4 separate regions of the Mus musculus genome follow, and all the other regions are linked to region 1. A link is a loop called in an ENCODE intact Hi-C map of the cell type or tissue named here. Cell type or tissue: left cerebral cortex. All regions are shown on one strand. Links, peaks and the distances in the headings refer to the core of each region. The heading gives the core; the rest is flanking DNA.

Region 1 (5,951 bases), core at 727-4,726:
CCTCCCCCATCCACTCTCCTACCCACCCACTCCCACTTCTTGAACCTGGCATTCCCCTGTACTGAGGCATATAAAGTTTGCATGACCAATGGGCCTCTCTTTCCACTGATGGCCGACCAGGCCATCTTTTGATACATATGCAGCTAGAGACACGAGCTCTGAGAGAGGGGGCGGGGGGTACTGGTTAGTTCATATTGTTGTTCCACCTATAGGGTTGCAGATCCCCCCCAGCTCCCTGGGTACTTCCTCCAGCTCCTCCATTGGTGGCCCTGTGATCCATCCAATAGCTGACTGTGAGCATCCACTTCTGTGTTTGCTAGGTCTCGGCATAGTCTCACAAGAGACAGCTATATCAGGGTCCTTTCAGCAAAATCTTGCTAGTGTATGCAATGGTGTCAGCGTTTGGAGGCTGATTATGGGACGGATCCCCAGGTATGGCAGCCTCTAGGTGGTCCATCCTTTTGTCTCAGATCCAAACTCTGTCTCTGTAGCTCCTTCCATGGGTGCCTTGCTCCTTTCAAATGTGGATTTCAGGCTGCACCCTGCAGATCCTGAGACACAGCTGAAAAGACTTACAGGCCTTCCACCCTGCAAGCTTCTACAGGTATTGTCAGAGGAATACAGGGTCTTGAAATTAAAATACTAAAACAACTATTAAATAATCTTAATGCAGATCCCAACAGGCACTCTTGGCAAATTTTCTTCTAGAATTGTTTTATGTGCTACAGGCAGGGCAGGCGCATAAGGAAATCTGATGGAGACTTTTTCCATACAAAGTGACACATTTACCCCTGAAGGAACCATCCAAGGGAAAGCAGTTCCAATTAAGATTGCTGTCACTTCGCTGCCTGGTTGGATGCTCAGGCCTCTAGAGAAAAGTATTCTGTTGTGGAGAATAAATATAGTTTCAATCAAAATAAAGTGCTACATATATGCACCTCCCAACATGCTTCCTGTTCAGTATGCCATCTATGTTAGTGTTTAGAAATGACTAGAGGGCAGGAACTGTCATCAATATCTTAAAAATATTTGAGGAAGGCCTTTCTCTCTCTCTCTCTCTCTCTCTCTCTCTCTCTCTCTCTCTCTCTCTCTCTCATGTGAACTAATAAAAATCAGGAAAAAAATCCCTCAGTATGTAAGAACATGAAAACCAAGGGAGAATTTCCTTTGATTTTTTTCAACTCTTACTTGTGTGAGTAGTTTCGTATGATTGCCGTTATATATGACTATTCTTCATTTGTGAGAATATTACATTTTTTTAATTTCTAAAAGGCTTACAAATGGGAAGAGTTACAAAAATATTTCCTACTGCATATGACACTAAAGCTAGATCTCGGGATCAGAGCAAGGCAATTAGGACGTGTGTCGCTAAAGACACATTCTTTCCTGGACTCATGAAGCTAGGGCCAGAGTTCATGGCCACTGAAGAGAGCAAGGTGTTGCCAACACTACTTTTCTTTTTGAGCAGATTATATAACTGGCTCCTAGTGGACAAAGCTAGCAGTATTTAGGAAATAGACTGGCTTAAAGAAGGCTACAGGTGTCATTATTGTGTGACACATTGCTTCTCTTTCTACTTCTGGCTTTTAGAGCTTCTCTCTCAGGTTACAGGTGATGCAGCCGGAAACAGAGCTCTCTGGAAATGAAAATAGAAAACAGTCCGTCACCCTGCACACAGCATATCCATGACATTACTTGCTACACCCTGTTAGCCTGAGCGCTCAACAGGAAACCTATGGCCCTGAATTCTACTTGCTTACCTGCTGCCGCTAAGCTACTCAGTTCCTAGAGGTTATTCTAGAGCCATTGGGTTAGCTGTCTTACTTCCCAGAATTCTTTCCTTCATAAGCTAGCTTTGGTGTTACATGTTCTTCACTAGCTAGATGGATGATTTTGTCTGTCTGTCTGTCTGAAAACAATATCTGCCTGTTTCTGTGAGTGAGCACTTTTCTATATGGGAAGGAGGTACCATATCCCCTGAGTCCATCTTGTCTTTCTCATGTCTCTTCTATTCTGGACTGGTCTGCACTATGAGAAAGTAAGATGAAGGAGGCCAAAAACAAACAAACAAAAAAACAAAAAAACAACCAGGAACCATCTTCTTGCTCCCCAGGAGAAGTAAAGGCCAGTGTTTTCTTAGGTTCATTCTTCCTCCTTCTAAGGCAGATCGGTTTCCAGAGCAGGGCCAGTTACTTCTACCCCGTGGCTCTTCTCTGCTGCACTCCCAGCAGCTGTTCGTGACTGTGCAAGGACACCAAAAGGACTGCAGCACATCCTGAGCCTTGCTCAATCAATCTGAGCAGTGTGTAGACAGAGGAAGAACACTTGCCAATGAGTGCCAAGACAAGTCTATGCGTGTGAACCATGTGTTTGTGAAGGCATAGGAAGAGTGCATACATGTTCTGAAGAACTATTAGCATTGGGGGAAAATTTTGACTTTTCAACACTTCCTGGATGAAATCTGTGGGATGATTTTGAGAAGGCAGTACTCAGAACGGTGTGTAGGAGGAACACACACACTGTTGCACTTAGCAGCATTCATTCATCACGCCCACACTGTACTCCAAGACAGCGGCAATTGTCAGACACTTAAAATACCTTCATTTTATACTATGCTTACTACAACCGGCTAAATTTATGATCAACTGTCAGCACACAGTGTGTGTGTGTGCGTGCAAGTGTGTGTTCCTACATAGATATGCATGTACTTTATGTCTGATACACACTATATATATTTATATATGGTTAAAAACCATCACTTGAAAGTCCATAATGATCAGTCCCGATGAAGAAACTAAAATGCCATGCTTTCATTGATACTACCACATGCCAGATTCTTCTATGCTCGACTCTAATTTCAACTCCACGGCATGGGAAGTCATCTTTGGACGTTTCTCAGATATACTATAACACATTGGTTTGCCATCATCTGTATCCCAGTCTCAAGGCAAATTTATTACAAGGTCATTTTTTTGACACAGAGTTTCACTATGTAACCTTGAGTGACCTGGAACTTGCAATGTAGACCAGGCTAACCTCGAATTCACAGATATCCACCTGCCTCTGCCTTTGGGGTACTAAGATTAAAGGTATGTGCCACCAAACCTGACTACATAGTCATTGTAACGTTTAAGAAGTCAAAGTTCCTTGGATGCTATAAGAAATGCTGGCTCGTCGACCAGTTTGTAGCAGAGCAATGACACAGAGGGAACAAGAATAAAAACTCAAACAATACTGACATGAGAGGCACCCCCACCCATTGTAACCCAAAAGGAGTTGTTTTAAAGCCTCTCTAAGTACTTCTGTGCCTCCTTAGACAAGATGCTAACAAACATGGCATATCTCTTTCTTGATGGCATTCAGAAAAGGAAAATAAACCTGGAATTAGGAAATATCAACAACTAAGTCAAAATACACAGGGGAATGATTTTAGTCAGTCCATTGCACTTCTTTGGCCTGGTTTGGTTTGGTTTTCTGAGACAGGCTCTCTCTACTCCTGCTGTCCTGGAGTTTACTGTATAGACCAAGTTATCTTAGAACTCCAGAGATTCTCCTGTCTCTAACTGAAATCCAAGCTGTTACCCAGCAGATCTTGCTTCTTTTCAAGAGAGGCCACCACATTCCTCAAGGCTGTTTTACAAATTAGGTAAAAGAGAACGCATAAAGTACCCAGCCAGCACTATGCCCTTGCTCCTTCAGTGTTCTGAGAGACAGATGCTATCAGGACACAGTCTGAACAGCCAAGTTGATGCTGTGTGCCCTAGCTGCAATATCTCATTGTGACTACTCTCCAGAGTTGGCCTCTGGTCTCCAAAAAGAATAAATACAAGACCATAATAGGCTTGAGGCCTTGCGTTATTTTCCTTTTTTTTTTTTTTAAATGTCACTATATTTGCTACAAATATGCTTTCTATTACTTGGCAAACACCATGACCAAAAGCAACTTGCAGTGGAAAGGATTTATTTTATCTTACAGTTTACAGTCCATCATTGAGGGAAGTCAAGGCAGGAACTCAAGAAAGGAAGCTGGAGGTAGGAACAGAAGCACAAACTATGAAGAAATGATGCTTACTGGTTTTCTTGCTCTCCATGGTTTGCTCAGCCTATGTTCTACACCACCCTGAACCACCTGCTCAGAGCGGACACCACCCTAGTGCACTAAGCCTTCCCACACTAATCAAGAAAATGTCCCAAAAGAACAATTTGAAGGAGGTATTTGTCAATTAATATTCTTTCTTCCCAAATTGACAAAAATTAATCAGTACAATTGATCCCTTGCCCACTCAATACAAATGCTCCTCACTGTTAATCCAAGACCTTTTTCTTTCTTGTTTCTCCCTTCGATCTCATGTTAATATCACAATATAAAACAGAGTACAACTTTACCAATCCTACTTTAAAATTTCAGTCTCTCAAAATATCCATCTCTTTAAAACTCCACAGTGTCTTGGCTATAGGCTCCTATAAACTAAAAAAAAATTACTTACATACTTACATCTAAATGAGAAAAAGCAGAACACAGTAACAGTCAGAGGAAAGCAAAACCAAACAGCAGTAGTGTAGCTCAGTGTCCAAGAAAAGTCTTAAACACACTCCCTATCTTCTGAGCTCCAAGGACTCTACTCTGGCTCTGCATCCATACCACACACAAGAGGTAGGCTCCACTTCATACCTGCCATTGTCCTTGTTAGTCATCTCACAACACTGACATCTTAAGTGGAGTATTCACTATAACTGAGGTTGCACCCTCATCAATAGCCTTCTGGTCTCTCTTCAGGGACTGTGACCCTGACACATGACCCTAAGCTTCAATTTCCTTCCATGAAGAGAGCGAATGTAGATATAACAACAATTTAGATATCAAGAGAGAACTATACACATGAAATAATTTAGAATTAATGTATTAATTTATATATGTGAACCAAAAAGCATAAAATATATTATTTACAAACTATACTACAAAAATGTCTGATAGCTTTGTATAATAGCTGCCTATCTTAGTTACCTATGGCATAAACTTGGACTAGGCTAATCTTGAATCTGCATCCACCATCCTCGTTTGCCTTTGTTTGTTTTACTTGATGTATTGTGTTTTTGCTTCTTCTATTTTAGTTCTAAATGCCATATTTGTCCTAATTATTCTAAGTTATACATCTCAAACTGTACTGGATCAAGAAAAAGACTGAACAATAGTAAAATTTAAAAACTGTTCCATGTGTATAAGAGTTTTGTTTTCATGCCTGTCTATGCACCTCTTGTATGCCTGATGCCCACAGAGGTCAGAAGAAGGTATTGTATTCCCTAGGACTTGTTAGAGACCATCCAGTGAGAAAGTGATCCCTTCACAATCTCCTTGACAAGTCAAAGGGCCTTGTACTAAGAGCTGGTTGTCACACACACACCCCTTCCTCCTTATTCCCTTCCTAACACCTAAGGCTGTAAAATTTGAATAACAGTCCCCTCTTCCCTATCTCTTCCTGAGTTCCCATGACATCCAAGGACATGAGCTGTGCCTGAGCCCAGCTTGACTCCCAAGGCTGTTGAGGAGGATCAAGGCTCCAGAGGAGATAAGATGCGAAGTACCTGCTTGGCGCCTGATTTCAGCCCCCATGTCAGCAGTTGTCCTTTCCCTTGTTCTTTGTATAATTCTCCCTCGACCCCTCCCCTATTTTCCGCGATGTATGCTTTAAAAAGAAAGCACCTCTGCTTAATAAACGAGACCTTGATAGGTTCAATCTACTTGGTCCTCCGGCTCTCTTTCTTTTCCTCCCATTTCCTTCCAGGTTCACGGTCCCCCTCACACCCATGAATAACTGAATCCCGTGGGTCAAGATAAGGACTAGAATTACAGATGCTTGTGAGGTGCCATGTGGGTAGTGGGAATTAAACCTGGCTTCTCTAGAAGAACACCCAGAGCTCTGAACCATTGAACCATCTCTCTAGTCCTGAAT
Region 2 (5,951 bases), core at 1,102-5,101, 71 kb after region 1:
AAGTAAAGTTTCTGGAGACAGCCCACCACTTTGCATGGCTGTGATGAGCAAATTCTGAATTGCAGGGCGTTCAGAGACTCCATCCCAACAGTGTCACTATTACATAGCCTAACAATTCCTGGGCATTAGCCCACCCTATTGGGCAGATTTTCTGCAGATTAACAAAGATGTACTATCATATAGTGATGCTATGTAGACAATTTGATGATTACATAATTCCTGATGATGGTTTTATAGAAGTCCTAAATTTATACAAGTAATTTCCAGCCATCTGAAAAGCTGCAAATAGAGTTAGGCTAAACCTTCATGTGCCATGCACTAATTACACTAGGATAAGAAAGCAGGCTTGGAACAAATTTACAATCGAGGGATGCATTCCTTCTAGGATAGCTGTGAGACCACTATCTGGTAAGTAAACTGGTAAATAAACTAGGAATGGACAGTTTATTGTAGGTACAAGAACAGAAAAGAAAATATTGATTGGTTTATCTATTCAAAACTTCTAAACTAATGAGACACATGCAGATGATACCTCTCTACAAAGCCATGCTAACTTGTGACATAAAATGTATTGCTTTAAATTTATAACGAACTTATGGAGCTAGCAACAGATAGTGAACTTTTAGTCAGGTACTGGTCTTAATGGAAGCACATGTACACACTTCTGCTATAACTCCTTATCAATTTGTAACTTGAATTAGTATCTTAACCTTCCTGTGAACTTATGGGGAAAAGGGTGCTTGGAAAACAATGTGACCAGTTATCCTGAGAAAGTATAAGACCTAAGAATCACAGTAAAAGAAAGGGTTTTTCTTTCTCTCAGCAGTAAAGGTTGGAGCTACTTTTTCATCCAGAATGACTGAGCTTTTTCTGCATTGCTGATTGCTCATTGGAGCTTGCTTGTTAGAGCTTTTGCTCCATCTGCCAAATGTATATATGTAGGTATAGCTGTGTATGTAAATATGCATGAACACTTGTGGAGTTGATGAGAGTTGACTGGCCCCAACCAGAGTGGGGTATGTGTGCATGTGTAAAGAATTGTTTTCTCTTCTTTTCTTCTCTGTCAGGTTCACAATGAGTTTCAAGTCTCTTGCCTGGTCAATGAGAGGCATTAGAGCTAGAGAAAAAAGCCTGATAACCATACTTTTTTCCCCCTAATCCCTGTTACTAACAGAGGAGTTTATTAACAGAAACCAGCAGTGTTTAGCCATAGAATAGGAAGAAGCCAGTGCTTATTAAAGCACAAATAGTAAGATTATAAGGCCAGGGATCGTCAGTCTTCAGCTTTGGTCCAGCTCTGTGTTCCACCTTAGTACCAAACAAACCACCAAAGTCAGAGCCAGCCTCCTGCAAATTTTATATATAGGAAATAAAAATAAAGCACAACAAAAGTGTCTTCTAGAGAAAAGTCATTTCCATCCAGTTTAGGGTTTTTGGGCACCATCTTCTTGTTTCATAGAGAACAGTAGCAGTGGTCAGAAGCATCAGACACATCTGCAGAAATCTAAGTGATGATAATTATGGTACAAGACTGTTTAGAAAACAGACCAGGCAAAGCAAAGACAAAGAGATGAAGGCCAGGGTATGTGAGTGCTTGCCTCCTATTGTCGACGGCTACGATGTCTTAGTTACTATTCTATTGCTGTGAAGAGACACAACAAGCATGGCGACTCTTATAAAAGAAAGCATTTGCTGGAGGCTGGCTAAGAGTTTCAGAGGCCTATCAATCTATTTACCATCAAGGCAGGAAGTGTGGCAGCCTGCTGGCAGGCAGGTATGGCACTGAGGAGGTAACTGAGAGCTTTACAATCTGATTCTCAGACACCAGGTGGGGGTAGGACTGAGCCTAAAAGCCCACTTCCAGTGACACACCTCCTCCAACAAAGCCACACCTCATAAACTTTCCCAAGTAGTTTACCAATTGGGGCATATCCATACAAATATATGAGTATATGGGGGTTATATTCATTCAAACTACCACAAATGATATAGTAATCAACATTCAAACCATGAATGCCCTCCCACTTCAAAAAATTCAAAACTGTGCTATATGGATAAAACCTGCTTCCTAAGTATAGGTTGTATATCCTCCTAAGGAATAGCTAATCTTAGGAGTCAGGAAAGTTTCTCATAATAGCTATAGTGTTGTAGAGAAATCACAGCAACTACATTATTTTGTTCCGTGAGCCAAGAGACCAATGATGATGCTATTCTAACTTGAATATGTATACTGCTTGGGTATTAGAGACACATAAATCAATATTCGCAAAGAACACTAGGAATGTTCTAGATTATTATTATTAATTATTATTAGACTGGTCATGGTGACATATGACTTAAATCCCAGCACTCAGGAGGCACAGGCAGGTAGATCTGTATGAATGTAAATGAGGCTTACTTCTGATTCTTTATGCTATGCATATATTGATGCTGCTTTTGTTTTTGTAGTCTCTGTGGTCTGAATGTTTCAAAATGCAACTGTCTGTGTCTTATATTTATATATAAATAACAGTTCTAAAAGTATAAATTATGAATTATAAAGTCAAAGAAACAAACTATTAACAAAAGTACAGTATGATTTCATTTTGTTACAAGAGGGAACTATGTTGTCTGGAAACTAGACATTTATAACTAACACAATCATGCTTATCTCTGAGGAAATACAAAGTGGTTTATTCATCTTGACATTGTGTGGTGGTTTAAATGTGCTTGGCCCAGGGAGTCACACTATTAGGAGGTGTGACCTTGTAGGAGTAGGCATGGCCTTGTTGGAAGAAGTGTGTAATTGTGGGGGTGGGCTTTAAGACCCTCCTCCTAGCTTCCTGGAAATCAGCCTTCTCCTATTTGCCTTTAGAACTAGATGTAGAACTCTCTGCTCCTTCTCTAACACTAATGTGTACACAGCTATTATTGGTGTGACAAAACAGTTGAGTAGAAAGGACATGGACAAGGAATAAGATAAAAGCTGCCATTTTAAAGAATATGACTTCAGAAGAACCTATTATTTTGTGAAATTTTCATCATATCCATGCAGTCTCTCAGACGCTGTATAGATTAAAGATTTAAGCTACAGAAATTAAAAATATCTTGTAAAACTTTTGTGTTTTAGATTGTAAAAATATCCTAGACATGAGATGTTGTTGAGGTGCATGATGTCCTCCTTAGAGGACATTACTTGATCAAATAAATAGTCATTTTCTGGAAGATGGTGCCCATTAAAGCATTGAAGAAGCAACACAGTTTGAGAGTGTAATTAGGAAATGTCTGTTTGAAACAAATTTATATCCATGCCTTCAAAGATAAACACATTCTCCACCTTTCCATCCAAGTTCTAGGCATCAGTCCAGTAGCAAAATAAAAGGAACTTAAGGATGCAAGAACACTGCCAAGTTGGAGGAGTACTTCTTACATGCTTGCTCCTGGCTTCCTTACAGAAGAAAACGGAAGTGTACACTAGCACACCCTCAGCTCCATAGATGAACTGAATGCTAGATAATAAAATAGCACAAACTAAAATTTCCTCAAAACTGGTATACTGGCTAGTTTTCTGTCAACATGGGAAAGGTACACTCATTTGGGAAAAAGGGAACCTCATCTAAGAAAATCCCCCCACCAGACGTAGCTACGAACAAGGCTGTAGAACATTTTCTTCATTGATGACTGGTATGGTAAACCTGGGCTCACTGTGTGTGTGTGTGTGTGTGTGTGTGTGTGTGTGTGTGTGTGTGTGTGTGTGTGTGTGTGTTTGTATGTGTGTGTGCACAACTTTTCTGAGATCTGTTCTCATTCAGTAGCTCTGGTTGGCCTAGAAGTCACTATATTGAATGAACACAGATCCACCTGCCTATGCCTCTGGATTACTGAAATTGAAGATATATATTACTGTGTTAAGAAGAAGAAGAAGAAGAAGAAGAAGAAGAAGAAGAAGAAGAAGAAGAAGAAGAAGAAGAAGAAGAAGAAGAAGAAGAAGAAGAAGAAGAATACACATATCACAAGCCACAATAAAGAAGGCTATGTGAAGACATATAGAGATTAGAATAATGCAGCCATAAACCCAGAGTCTTTTCAAAATCAAAAGCAGAGGTTAACTGGTTGCAAGTACAAACAAGCAGCAATGTAACAGGAGATGGTGTAGCCTTGCCAAGACCATGATTTCCATCTTGTACTACACAGTACTAGGAAAGAAAAGCCGCTGTCCTGTTTAAAGTCACTCAGTTTTGGCTGTATAGCAACAGCAGTGTGTTGGCCTCATTCTTAGGGCTCAAAGAGAGGAGACTAGGGGTCAAGGACAAAGAAAAGATTTTCAGCTGCCTCCTCACTTGAAGTCCAGGCCATATCCCTTCATTTTTTCTAAAAACAATTCTATGGGAGGCCAAGGATGCACCTGTCTTTTCTATTAGTATACCAAATATTGGATTTAGGACTTGTAAAAAAATTCAATGACTTAACATTCTTTTTTTCTAAGTATGGTCACATTCATGGGTAAAGGGTTAAGAGTTAAACATACCTTTGAGGGAGACATAGTTTAACTCCTTATAGTACCTAAAGGCAAAAGACCTGAACTAAAAGAATTCATATGAAACTCTCTGTATTAGCCAGTGCTCACAAGAGCATTGCAAACAAACAGTCCCTACATTCTTAATAAGTACAAAAGGTAATATTTATTAATTGGAGATATGACATGCTAGCCATGAGAATATAAAGCTATACAGGGCTCTTCTCCATGAGTCTTCTTTTGGAGTTAGATTTGAGATGAAAACATAGTTATGAATTAGGACACATTTATGGATGAAATTATCATCTGTCCTGATTCTAAAGTACTAATCTTGAGTAATTCAGAATGTAATTTTATATGGAAATGGAATCATTGCTGATATAATCAAGTATATGTGGTAAGATGGCTATTCTTGTCGACTTCACTATATCTGGAATTAACTAAAATTCAAATGACTAGGAACACCTGTGAGGGTTTGTTTTATAATTAAATCATTTGAAGTGGGAAGGCACACTACTAATCCAGATGGGAGGGTAAACATTTAACTCCAGATCATTTGAGGTGGGAGACTCTACTTTTAATTTGGACCACACTTTCTGTTGGCAGCCTACATAAAGGACATGGAAGAAGGAAGCTTGCTCTCTCTTTGCTTGTTCTTGCCCTTGCTAGCAAGTCTATTCTTCTTTGGGATTCCAGCATTTGCTCAAGACAAGCTCAGACATCCAGCCTTATGGATTGAACAACTATTGGATTCTTGAACCTTCCTTTCAAAGGCAGCCATTGTTGAATTAGGTGGACCACAGCCTATAAATCATTCTAATAATTTCCCTTCCTATATATTTATGTAGAGAGAATCACTCTATAAGATCTGTTATTCTGATGAACCCTGACTAACACACAAGGTTATCAAGATGGTCTCTGCATTGGTTAGTTTTGTATGGTAACTTGCCACAATCTAGAATCACCTGAGAAAAAAGCCTCAATTGAGGAATTACCTAGATCACGTTGACCTGTGGATATAGGTTATATGTGTGTGGGTGAATTTCTTTATTGTTAGTTGGTATAAGAAGGTCCACCCTACTGTAGGAAACAACACTCCTTGGGCAGTTGGTCCTAGACTATATGAGAGAAAAGTTGAGCATAATCAAGCCTACCTGTGAGTCAGCCACCCAACAGCATCCTCCATGAATGGTTCCTGCTGTAAACTGCTTGGCTATGAAGTGAGTTTCTTGATCAGAAGTATTGCTGTGTAGACTAGCATGCAGGACTGCCTTCAAGTTTCTCCCTTGAGTTCCTGCCTTGACTTCCCTGATAGATTGTGATCGTGAATTGTAAGCTGAATTAACTCTTTCCTTCCCTAAGTTGCTTTTGGTTAGAGTATTTTATCACAACAACATGAATGAAACTAGAACAGGCCACAATTTACTGTGAGCAATGTCTTTATAAAAGGGGTGAA
Region 3 (5,951 bases), core at 1,084-5,083, 110 kb after region 1:
GGCAACTTCCTTCGAAGGTTCTTAGCAATCACTACTACAAAAGTCACTACTACAAAAGTGCTGACTGCTAGCAGACCCCACTGCTATCTGGCTTGACCCCAAACCCATAAACTGGGCAGTAATCTTGAAAGAGTCAAGGCACGCCAGCCTCCTTTGTATTCCTAGGTCAATAAGACCCAACAGATGTGTAAAATGCAGAAGAAAAAAAAATTACCCCTTCAAGGATGAGGGATTCCTAGCTGAAGGTCTGGGAACAAAAAGGAAGAAGTGATGCCGAGAAAATGTCAGACCCAAGCAGAAAGTGTTCCTTAGGGGAGGAGAGTGTTGCTGAGACTTGACAGAAAGCCTGAGGACCTTCTTTTCTTTGAGCTGGCAAGTTTATGACCTTTTCATAAACTTTACATACTCCATCATGAAAGGAAATTGCTAGTTGTCTAGAACAATGTAAACAATCCGAACCTGAGTCGCAGAAAGGCCAGATCTATCCCTGCCAGGTATTGCTGGGTGATAACAGATGGGGGCCCATCGAGAGCTCTTGCAGTAGAGTTCCCTAGTGGTACCCACTGAAAAGGAAATCGACCTTTCATCCTTTTTTCTCCCCACCCTGGGGTGCAGGGTTTGGGGGGGTGGGGTGAGGGTGGGGCAAGAAGAAGTTCCAGGGGCTGCACAACAGACCAGACATTGAAGTGACCAATTTCAGCAAGTCACATCATTATGTAGAGTGAGCAATGCCATTAACACCAGGATATGTTCCTTTCCCTGAGACCGGGAGAGCTCACTCAAGCAGCACCCTGGTGATGGGTTTCCTCTCCAAGATGGCACTCACGCCTAAGAATGAGACATTTCTTACAAGGTGCATGAAACTAAGAATCGGAAGGGTTAGAGGAAGGGAGGGAATTGATAAGTTGTGGGGTTTTGTTGTGTGGCAGGGACTGTGTTAGATGTTGCACTGAAGATTTCATAATTTGAGGGCAGCCCTGCCACATGCTTCCAGTTAGGAACTGAATCCTTAAAGCACCTTGAGGTGGTACCTTTGGTAGATAATTAGGATAAAATGAGATTATGAGATAAGGAACCTCGTGATCACGTTAGCAGTCATTTTTTTTGTTTTAATGATACAAGAAGAGATGCTTGCTGTGCCACAGCATGTGATGACGTCTGTCATGACAGGATGCAGCAGGAAAGGCTTCACTGGATTTTGGTACCAGGCCTTTAGACTTCCTAGTGCCCAAAATGTTAATTAAAGAAGGACACATGCTCCACTATGTTCATAGCAGCCTTGTTTATAATAGCCAGAAGCTGGAAAGAACCCAGATGCCCCTCAACAGAGGAATGGATACAGAAAATGTGGTACATCTACACAATGGAGTACTACTCAGCTATTAAAAAGAATGAATTTATGAAATTCCTAGCCAAATGGATGGACCTGGAGGGCATCATCCTGAGTGAGGTAACACATTCACAAAGAAACTCACACAATATGTACTCACTGATAAGTGGATATTAGCCCAGAAACTTAGGATACCCAAGATATAAGATATAACTTGCCAAACGCATGACGAAGACCAAAGTGTGGACACTTTACCCTTTCTTAGAAATGGGAACAAAACACCCATAGAAGGAGTTACAGAGACAAAATTTGGAGCTGTGACAAAAGGATGGACCATCTAGTGATTGCCATATGCAGGGATCCATCCCATAATCAGCTTCCAAATGCTGACACCATTGCATACACTAGCAAGATTTTGCTGAAAGGACCCAGATATAGCTCTCTCTTGTGAGACTATGCCGGGGCCTAGCAAACACAGAAGTGGATGCTCACAGTCAGCTATTGGATGGGTCACACGGCCCCCAATGGAGGAGCTAGAGAAATTACCCAAGGAGCTAAAGGGAACTGCAACCTTATAGGTGGAACAACAATATGAACTAACCAGTACCCAGGAGCTCTTGTCTTTAGCTGCATATGTATCAAAAGATGGCCTAGTCGGCCATCACTGTAAAGAGAGGCCCATTGGACTTGCAAACTTTATATGCCCCAGTACAGGGGAACGCCAGGGCCAAAAAGGGGGAGTGGGTGGGTAGGGGATTGGGGGGGGGTGGGTATGGGGGACCTTTGGGATAGCATTGAAAATGTAAATGAGGAAAATACCTAATTAAAAAAAAAAGAAACCATGGTTCTTTGTACATTACTACGTTCCTATATTCCATTATTAAAAAAAAAAAGATTAGGATGAGCTATAAGGTAGGTGACAGAAATCCCATTATAAATGCAAAACTGAGGTGCTGGAGAGATGTCACTTGGTTGTGAATCTCGGAGCCCAAAAGTACCAGATTTAGTATCCAGCCCAGGCTTCAAGACCATGACCTGCTTGTTCCAGTCTTCCTTGCACTTTCAATAGTAAGCCTAAAATAATAAATAATACAGTTTCCAAGTGATGATTTTAAATGAGGGATCAGAATTTGTCATAAAAAATTGCAGAATGCCTCCTCCACTGCTCTTATTGTCTGTGCCATTAGCATCAAATGTGTTCCCACAGAAGCAATCAGCTGGGATGGAACTGCTTATTCCATCAATATCCTGCACGCCAAGTCGGTTGTTCTGTCGGGGTGGGGAGGAGGGCGGTGGTCCTGCTTCTCTTTTACTGGGCCTGGCTCATCTGAGATGGAAAGCAGAATGTATCCTGCCTCAGATAAATGTGTAGGGGAACATTGAGAATCCATAAGATTTTCTTTCTTCATTTAAAAACGGTCTTACCAGGCTGGGGATTTCAACCTCGCGGCGGAAAAGCTATTTTAGACAGATGTACATTTCCTGATGCCGTCCCATATGTGGAGCTAGTATGCTTCCAAGCTGAGTTTGTAAGACTGTTACTTTATTTTACATTTTTTGGAAAAAAAAAAAAACTTCACCAAAATTTAGAGTGCCATATGTGTAAATCAAGAAATTAAATGCATCAGTGCACTGCAGTGTGCCTATGAAACAGGGCAGGGATGAACTAAGAATAAGATGAAGATGAAGCTTAAGCTTAAGAATAGAATAAGAGATGGGGCCAGTGCTTCCTCCTGCGCACCAAATCTTAGGTCAACCACTCTTGCAAGGCAGGTCTGGGAATAAAGGACCCAGTTAGAAATGCCAAGACCAGGAAGAAGATAAATGAAATTAATTCCATTTGTTAATTCCCAATAAGGAGAAGGAAAATGTTCTGGGGTAAATTCAGAAAACTGCAAACTGGAAGAAATGTTAAGCCAAGAGCATGGCAAGAGAATGCTCAAGCTATCTCCATGGTCACCAAAAAGCCTGGAAACCAGTCCCTATCCCTTATGCAAGCCTCTAGCTTTAAATGACATTTGCTATTTTACTTCGCCATCGTTGGCAGCTCTCGTAGCCAGTCACTGATGCAGTACTTTAATCCATGTGAAACTTCCACAGACTATCGCTCATCTTTCAGGTCTCCATTATAAACATGATAACTCTGCTAAAATCAAAACAGGCATTTGCAGGTCACTAAAGGTTTCCTTCTAGATTTGAACACAGCTATTCTAATCCTTGCAGAGAACAGGAACAAAGAAGCTAACATGAAGCTCACAACTCTCCTTACTTGTCCCACAGATGACATGAGCCTTTATTCAAAATACACGGACCATTACAATCTTGATCTGAAGGACTTGGGAGAAGAGCCAGTCAGTCAGTAAGTGTGTGCTTGCTTTGCACAAGTGTGAGGACCTGAATCAAGAACCTGAACAGCTGGGCTTTAAAAGAGTCATAGCAGGACATTCATACAATCCCACTGGGGAGGTGCAACTAATAAAGGATCGCTTAGCTGGCCTTTCTGACCTAGTGAGCTACAAGGTCAGGGACAGATCTAATGTGGTGGGTGAGGAATGACAGAAGAACACTTCTAACCAACACGTAGACACATCTCGTTCCCACACCTCCGCAGATGAACACATAAACAGGCACACACACACTTTTATCTGCAAAAATACCGAAATCCGTGACTCCCAGAAGAAAGTATTAGACTTCATTATCTAATTTACCAGAATCTCTTATCGCATTTATGAAAAATTATCTGCTTATTTGTTCACTTCCATTAAGTTCATATAAAATACCTGCATATACTTTTTTTCTCGTTTTTTACTTAGTTCATGGGGAATTCTATACCATATGCTGATCAAACTCATCCTGCCTCCACCAACTCCGTCCAGATTCACCCCCTTCTCCACTCACCCAACTTTGTATCCTCTTAAAAAAATAAAAAAGCTATTACGTGCAGTTTGTGCCCTATATGCTCTTGGGCAACAATATCATGAATGAAATTAGGGTATTTATCATTCTATGTAAAAATACAAACTTACCATAATACTTGACAAGAAAAAAAAAAGTGCTGGATCTACAGACAACACCAAGAGCATGCTGTTTGGCTAGTCCCCTGCCGTCGGAGCTTTTACAGAAGTGGGTACTAGACATGGATTGTCCTCCAAGTCTACAATGCCTCTCCTGATCTCTTTCAGCAACTTGCCTTCCATCCCAGTTCCCTCTTATGGATCTTGCTCATGTGTTTCTTCCCCTGGCTTCCCCCAGTCCCTCATCTACAATGAGCTCAGCACTTTGGCTCTAACTAGGGCTATCCTCTAGTTCCTATTTCCAACTTGAATAACTGGCAGAGCCTTTCACCTTTTAATGGATCAAAAGGTCTGCATTTACATAACCAAACCCAGCCAGCAATTACAGTCTTAATGCCTCTCCTGTAGGACTGAACTAATCCCTACAGTCAGATTTTTTTTTCTTGGCAAAAAGTTCCTTCATGTCTATGCTTCAATGTGATCCTCTGTGTGAGGGACGGGCTGATGCTGTGGGTCAAGCCTAGGGCTTTAACCGTGCTACACATTCTATTACTAGGACAAATTCCCAGCCTGGGATAGTACAGTTCTACTATACATTTAACACATAACTGCCTCAATTTTATAATTATGCATAGTATGTATATTCTATAACCTCGACTAGGTAACTAAGGACAAAGGGAACGCAAAGAGCAAAGGAAAGTTAATGGCTTAAGTTTTCCTTTCATTGTTCTAGTTTCATATTCTTCATCTATAACATGACAATAAGGCAGCATTTTATGAGGACACTGTACATCCAGCAGGAGACTGATGCAAAGTAGCATGTACACAGCGGGGGCTCAGAGCAACGCCTCTGGAAGCAACGGGATGTGTGTTCTGAGTCCTGGGGAAAGACATGAAATCTCCAGAGGACTCAGGACTGTGGCATCTTGCAGTATCCCGTGATGGGTTAATTACTTAATGTCTTAATAGAAAGTATGCTTTTGAAAACCTACAATGGAAGATTCTATTCTATTCTTCTGCAATGAGAATTACAGAGACTGGTTCTCGGACCTCTCACAAATGCAAGGTGTGTGGGCGCTTGTCCCTTAGGCCATAGCCTTTGCATACAGCCTATACACGTCTTTGCATTGCACGTGTTAAATACCTCTAGAAAGTTCTAACACCTAGCACAATCCCAACACACGTAAACAGCTGCTATGCTGGCCTTGACTAGTGAGGGCTGACAAGGGAAGGAAGTCCCATACGTGAAGTGCAGACACCATCACTGTTCCAAATACTTTTCATCTTTAATTGGTTTCTGGAACCTGTGCATACAGATGGCCAGTCATATACAGCTGACTTTTTATATACCTCTTAGTCCTGGATCAAGAAAAGAACAGGCCAGGAATTTAAGACATTTCAAACTATAAATGTTTTTGTTTCAACATATACAAAATTCTCACCAATAAGAGTTTTTGGTTTTTTGACACAAGAGTTTCTCTGTGTGGCGTTGGCTGCCCTAAAACAACCCTGGACCTATTGACTTAAGAATGGACTTAGAAAGCTGGGTGTGCATTTGAGTTCAGAAGTCAGGAGGCAGAGCCAAGTGGATGAGTTCGAGGACAGCC
Region 4 (5,951 bases), core at 1,086-5,085, 52 kb after region 1:
CCTGAGGCCCGTGCTTGAAGCAATCAGCTGACTGATGAAAAAGCACAGGTCCACAGGAGAGAGATAACCTGCCCATGTTTACACAGCACAGCTGGTGGAGAGGAGGAGGAACCCAGCAATTATTAATTGAAGTAGAGCCTTCCATTTGCTAAGCACTATGGAAAACAACTGCAGGTGGCAGAACTCAGACAGGCTCCTCACCTCACTCATCTCATCTCCCCATTGCTGCATTACCCTCCTAAGAATTGTGGCTCTAATTTAGTTATATGTTTGACAAATGCCACACTGTGCATACACTACTGGAATTAAACCTAACATTTAGATTTCCTTTTTCTAATTCATAATTTCTTGACTCAATAATGTTTTTTATACCTCCTTTTAGAATGTTCATGATCACAGGAAGTCAAAGCGCTTTGTGCTCAACTGTTCTTTCACTATTCCTGTGGTAAGCAAGAAAATCTGTCTCAGGGCAATATCATGGAACAGTTTACACCAAAGCATGAGCCTGTTGACTCCTGAAGTCTTATGTTTCTTGAAACAAACAAGAAGCGTGTTAGCTTCAGAATCATGTGTCAAATACCACACTTTAAAGCATAAAAGTCTAGTTTATATCCCAGTATTTACTTAACTCCATAGAATCCTAACAAGGGAAAATGTGCACATAATTTACACATATTTTGTATATATACATTTAGTATCTAAGATCTTAAGAACTGAATTATACATGAATTACTATGAAAATTAGGAAACATTTCACTACTTTAATAAGTTATTTGCTGAGCACTTACAAAGAATGAGACAACATTACATTGTTGCAAGAGAAACAGAAGTTACCAAGGACTTCAAGACACTGTGTCTAGGTATTTCAATATCGAACATAAGATACAAGAGTAAACACATAATTCTAAATTAGGGTAGGTGGTTGGGAGAGGCTGTTCTTTACTAGTCTCTTAAACTTCTGCACACACTCAGAATGAAACGATGTTCTAGTTTGCCTTTTATTGCTGTGAAGAAAAAAAAAATAAAACAAACAAAAGAAAACCAAAAAACCCATGACCAAATTCAACTTGAAGGTAGAGAGTTTAGTTTATAGTCCATCATTGAGAGAAGCCAGGGCAGGAACTCAACGCAGGAACTGAAGCAGAGCATGAAGGAACACTGCTTACTGGTTTAACTCCATGGCTTGCTCAGCTTGCTTTCATATTCCACCCAGGGTCATCTGCCTAGGTGAGGTGAGTCGGGTGGGGGGTGGGGGGGGGACAACAACCAGTAGGCTGAGTCCTCCCATATCAACTGTCAATCAAGAAAAATGTTCCATAGACTTTCATCAGTCAATCTGATGAAGGCATTTCATCAGATAAACCTTCAGTTGAAGTTTATCTTCCCAGATGAGTCTAGCTTTTGTCAAGTTGACAAAAATTGACCAGGACAAACAATGACCATTTCTTTATCTAAGTTTTCCTTCCAGGTTTGCTTCTGTAACAAACAGCTTTGGAAGTGAAGCAGACATCACAGTCTGGAGCAAAAGGCAGGTTTACCAACAGACTTAGAAGAAAGGATTTCTCTTACTGGGGAATGAGAGTTGGGCAGGGATTCCTTGTCTCAGCCTCTCCTATACTAGGCTAACAGGGGCCTATTGCCCACCTGGTTTTTACGTTATTGGAGATCTGTGTTCTCATGTCTTTCTGCTTGTATGATAAGCACTTCAGCCATTGAGCCATCTCCCCAGCCTGCTTTCAAAAGCTCCATATCACTTTTAGTTGGCAACAGAATGTTATCGATACTATCTCTTAAATGAAAAAAAAAAACAAAAACAAGATTATTATTTGAAATATCTAAACCAATCATTAGCTGGCCTAAACACCTCTGCTAATTTCTGTATTATTTAAAGATTTTGTAAAGGAACTTTTTATATTACTTCATTTATGTTCTGATATTATAAATACAACATCTCTCTTCCTTTTCTTAGCTTCAAACCCTCCCGAAAAGTCATGGGGTCTTTTATATTAATTGCTGTTATATGCATATGTGTGTGTGCATATAATAAAGCCTGCTGAATCTATAGACTGTGACTTGTACATATATTTTCAGAGTTGACAGTTTGGTATCAGATAACAATTGACATGATCATCCTTAGAGAAGAGTATTTCTAGAAAAGGATTTATTTTTACATCATACTGAAATGTATACTCCTACTTATTAAGATTTAGACTGCTATTAGTCAAAACTGCTCTCTTACACTAATTGTGGGAGTGGCTATTGGGTTACCTTGGCCAATGAGAGATCAATATTCACTAATGCTATGTTTCAAAAATATTACTTAGTCATTGTGGTGGTGTGAATAAGAATGGCCCCCATAGGCCCATATATTTGAATGCACAGTCAACAGGGAGTGGCACAATTTGACAAGATTAGGTGTGGCCTTGTTGGAAGAAGTGTGTCACTGGAGTGTGGTTTGAGGTTTCAAAAGCCCATGCTGGGCCCAGTCTCTGTGTCTGTCTGTCTGCCTGTCTCTTTCCCTCCCCCTCCCTCCTCCCCCTCCCCCTCCCTTTCCCTCTCTCTCTGCTTGTGCACTAGGATGCAGCTCTCAGCTACTGCTTCAGCACAATGTGCCTACCATGCCTGCTGCCATGCTTTCTGACAAGATGATAACAGACTAAACTTCCAAACCTGTAAGCAAATCCCCATTTAAATGGTTTCTTTTCTAAGAGTTACTTTGCTCATGTTGTCTCTTCACAGCAATAGAACCATGACTAAGACAGCCATCAATCAACTGAAGCAACACTTAAAAAAATTTAAGAAAAGCTGAAATAAAAGGTATAGAGAAGTGGTCCCACTGCTCTTGCAGAAGAACCAAGTTTGGGTCCCAGCAGCTACATGGCAGCTTAACTCCAGGACCGGGGGATCCTGGCCCCTCTTCTGGCCTTCATAGGTACCAGGCACACATGCAGTAAACTTTGCAGGCAATACTAATAAATATTTAAAAATAAACCTCCTTAAAAAGTAGACTTGAAAAATGTATAGTCAGAAGTTAATCTCATTTCCAGTTAACAATTATCCAGGTTTTGTTTCTGTATCCATATAAAAAGGCATAGAGAATACTGGGCAAGAGTCAAACATGGATAGAATTAGAAGATATCAGAAGATGGAATGACACCCATGCACAGGGTGTTATAATCTCTGGGGCTAAACTAGGCACAGGAAGAATGCAGCCATACTAAGAGGGTGGTGAGTGTGGGAAGCACTAGCTACAGCAGCTAAGCAAAAGAGAAAAGTCTGCAGAGCAGAAGAGAGTCCAGAGTCCATTCTAGAAGAATAAAGTGAAAGCAAAAATACAACACACCAGAACCTGTGGGGCACAATTTAAGCAGTTCTAAAGGGGACGGATGTCTATATCTATAAGTGGTTTCATCAAAAGAGCAGAGAAATATCAGTTAATTTCTTAGTGATATACCTACCATAAGGATGTAAGAATAAGCCAAAGCCCAAATCAGTAAGCAAACAAAATATTAAAGATAAACACAGAAATTAATGACATAAAAAACTATGCAAAAAACCAACACTAGGACTGAAGAGCTGGGCCATTGGTTAGGAGCATGTATTCTGCTTGCAGAGAACTCTGACTTCAACACTGCTATCAGGCAGCTCACAGCCACCTGCAACTCAGGCTTCTTATCTCTGTCAGTAACCATAGATACATAAGCATGCCACACAGAGGCACATACATACATACATACATACACACACACATTAACAAAAATAAATCTTACTTTAAAATATCAACAAAACAAACAGCTGATTCTTTGAAAAGACAAAAAATTGAAAAATCCTTAGCCAAACTAACACAATTAAAAGATCCAAATTAATAAAATTAGAGACAACTAAGAAGGCATACCTGGTATTAGTAAAATTCAAAAGATTATTAAGGCATACTTTGAAAGTTATATTCTAATAAATTATAAAAATCTAAAATTGCAGAAATAAAGTTATAATTTAATAAAATATAGAATAAAATTATAATCTAATAAATTGTAAATTCTAAAAAAAATGTAGAAATGAGAAAATTTCTAGACACATATGGCCTACCAAATTTAAGCCAAGATGAGAGTTATACATCTTGATCTGAAGACAGCACACGTGAATGCCACACTAGATGTAGCTTAAGCATGTAAGACCTAACCCCCACAGTGACATACTTCCTCCATTAAGGCCACTCCTAGTGCCTTTCCCTATGAGCCTATGGGGGCCATTTTCTTTCAAACCACTACAACATCCCTCAGTGATAGTCTATATCTTGTAATTAATTTCTTTCATTCCCCAAATTAGTTTTGGTAAGTGGTTTATCAGAGCAATAGAACTCTAACTAGGGAAATCTTGGTGTTCATTACAGATCCACTTACATTATTAATATATATGCCAGCAACCAACATACTGCTGAGAAATCAGGAAAGCAACCCCACTCACGGTGCTTTATAAATAAATAAATAAATAAATAAATAAATAAATAAATAAATAACCAAGGACTAATCCTAACCGAGAAACTACAATGTTAAAAATGTGAGCACTTAAGAAAGAAAGCAAAGATGGAAAGATGGCAATGCTAGTGGGTTAGTAGACTTGATATCACAATATTATCAAAAGGCATCTACAGGTTCAACAGTTTCCATTAAAATGCCAATGAGTTTTTCACAGAAACAGATTACAAAGAAAGAAAGAAACTAGAAGTAGCAAGGTCTTAGAACACCTGATTTAAAGTTATACTGAAAAACTATTGTTATACTGAAAAACCAGTGCCAAAATACTATGGCACTACTACAAAAACAAACCTGCAAATCGGTGGACGAGAACAGAGGAGTCAGCTTTTTTCCTATTGTTCTGATAAAATACTCTAAGGAGAGAAACTGAAGGGAAAGAGGTTTATTTTAGCTCACAGTTCAAGGTACCCATGGTCAAGGCAGCAGGAACTGGAGGCAGCTGGCCACTGTCCAAAGGAGAGAGGTGTGCATTCCACTCTAGGGCTCGGTTTGCTGTCTCCATCTAATACAGGGTCCCCACCTAGGAAGCAGCCCTTGCCCCAATTAAGGTAGTTTTTTTTTTCCCCCACCAGCATATCCAAAGACCTATCTCCCAGGAGATTCCAGAGTCTGCCCAGTTGACAACACAGTAAGAGATGGGGGTTGGGGAGAAGGGAGCGATTAGGAGGAGTAAATGAGAATTGAGGGGAAATAACAGGAGGGAGAGACAGATGGTGAAAATAGATGATACATTTAAAAGAACTTGCTTTAGAATACATGGACAACAAGGGAGGAAGAGGACGAGGAGAGGGAGGAGGACGGGGGCAGAGGAGACAACAAAATGGCTCAACAGGTAAAGGACCTTGCTGTACAAGTTTGGCAGCCGGATTTGATCTCCAGACCCCATGTAAAGGTAGATGGAAGGAAAGAATCAACAAAGTTGTCTTCTGGCTTTCACATGAATACCTTGGTATGTGCACCCACACACATCATGCCTGCATCATATATACGCACATGCACACATGCACACATACAATAATAATGTTCTTATTCCACCTCTGTGTGGGCTGTATGTTTCTATGTCTGCATGAATATGGGCACATAATATGGGGATCTGAAGTTGAGGCCAGGAATCTTCTTCAATTTCTCTTCCACTTTACTTTCCCTTTACTCCATCTGAGCTCCACCCAGTACCCACCCACACTTGTATGGCTGCACTTTAACCACTTGGACATCTCCTCAGCCCCCAAATAATAAGTTTCTAAAATTAACAAACAAATGTCAAATGCCAGATATGCAAGTTAAGAACTGTGTTTATTATTTAGTTACTTTCTGAATCCTAAGTATTTACTCTCTAAGATTTTGTTTCCTTATATGTAAAAAATGGCAGCCTTTAATAGCACATGCATTCATTTGTACAAGGTGTTTGCATGATAA

Evidence for each region. Hi-C counts contacts between places; a loop is a spot of excess contacts. Peaks named below come from ENCODE experiments on the same cell type or tissue, not always from the same donor. Only the 100,000 strongest peaks of a DNase experiment are listed, where the experiment ranks them.
Region 2: it touches region 1 in a loop (2.2-fold over the local background); 2 of 42 quality-filtered maps call a loop at or near these places.
Region 3: it touches region 1 in a loop (1.9-fold over the local background); 2 of 42 quality-filtered maps call a loop at or near these places.
Region 4: a loop joins it to region 1, with 2.1 times the contacts of the local background. A loop is called at or near these places in 3 of 42 quality-filtered maps.

What each region holds. Positions count from the first base shown.
Region 1 is chr4:24,734,727-24,740,677 of GRCm38, forward strand. All of the region lies in intron 4 of Klhl32 (kelch-like 32), which reads right to left. Among named protein-coding and RNA genes, the nearest start is that of Gm31436, 69 kb to the left of the region's middle. In left cerebral cortex, for the core only: a CTCF peak has its summit at 2,488; a DNase peak (open chromatin) is centred at 2,547.
Region 2 is chr4:24,805,130-24,811,080 of GRCm38, forward strand. All of the region lies in intron 1 of Klhl32 (kelch-like 32), which reads right to left. Among named protein-coding and RNA genes, the nearest start is that of Gm31379, 43 kb to the right of the region's middle. In left cerebral cortex, for the core only: no CTCF peak of the experiment used is centred there; a DNase peak (open chromatin) is centred at 3,386.
Region 3 is chr4:24,842,924-24,848,874 of GRCm38, forward strand. All of the region lies in intron 1 of Klhl32 (kelch-like 32), which reads right to left. Among named protein-coding and RNA genes, the nearest start is that of Gm31379, 5.2 kb to the right of the region's middle. In left cerebral cortex, for the core only: no CTCF peak of the experiment used is centred there; DNase peaks (open chromatin) are centred at 2,818 and 3,376; H3K27ac peaks cover 1,080 bases.
Region 4 is chr4:24,786,290-24,792,240 of GRCm38, forward strand. All of the region lies in intron 3 of Klhl32 (kelch-like 32), which reads right to left. Among named protein-coding and RNA genes, the nearest start is that of Gm31379, 62 kb to the right of the region's middle. In left cerebral cortex, for the core only: no CTCF peak of the experiment used is centred there; a DNase peak (open chromatin) is centred at 3,202.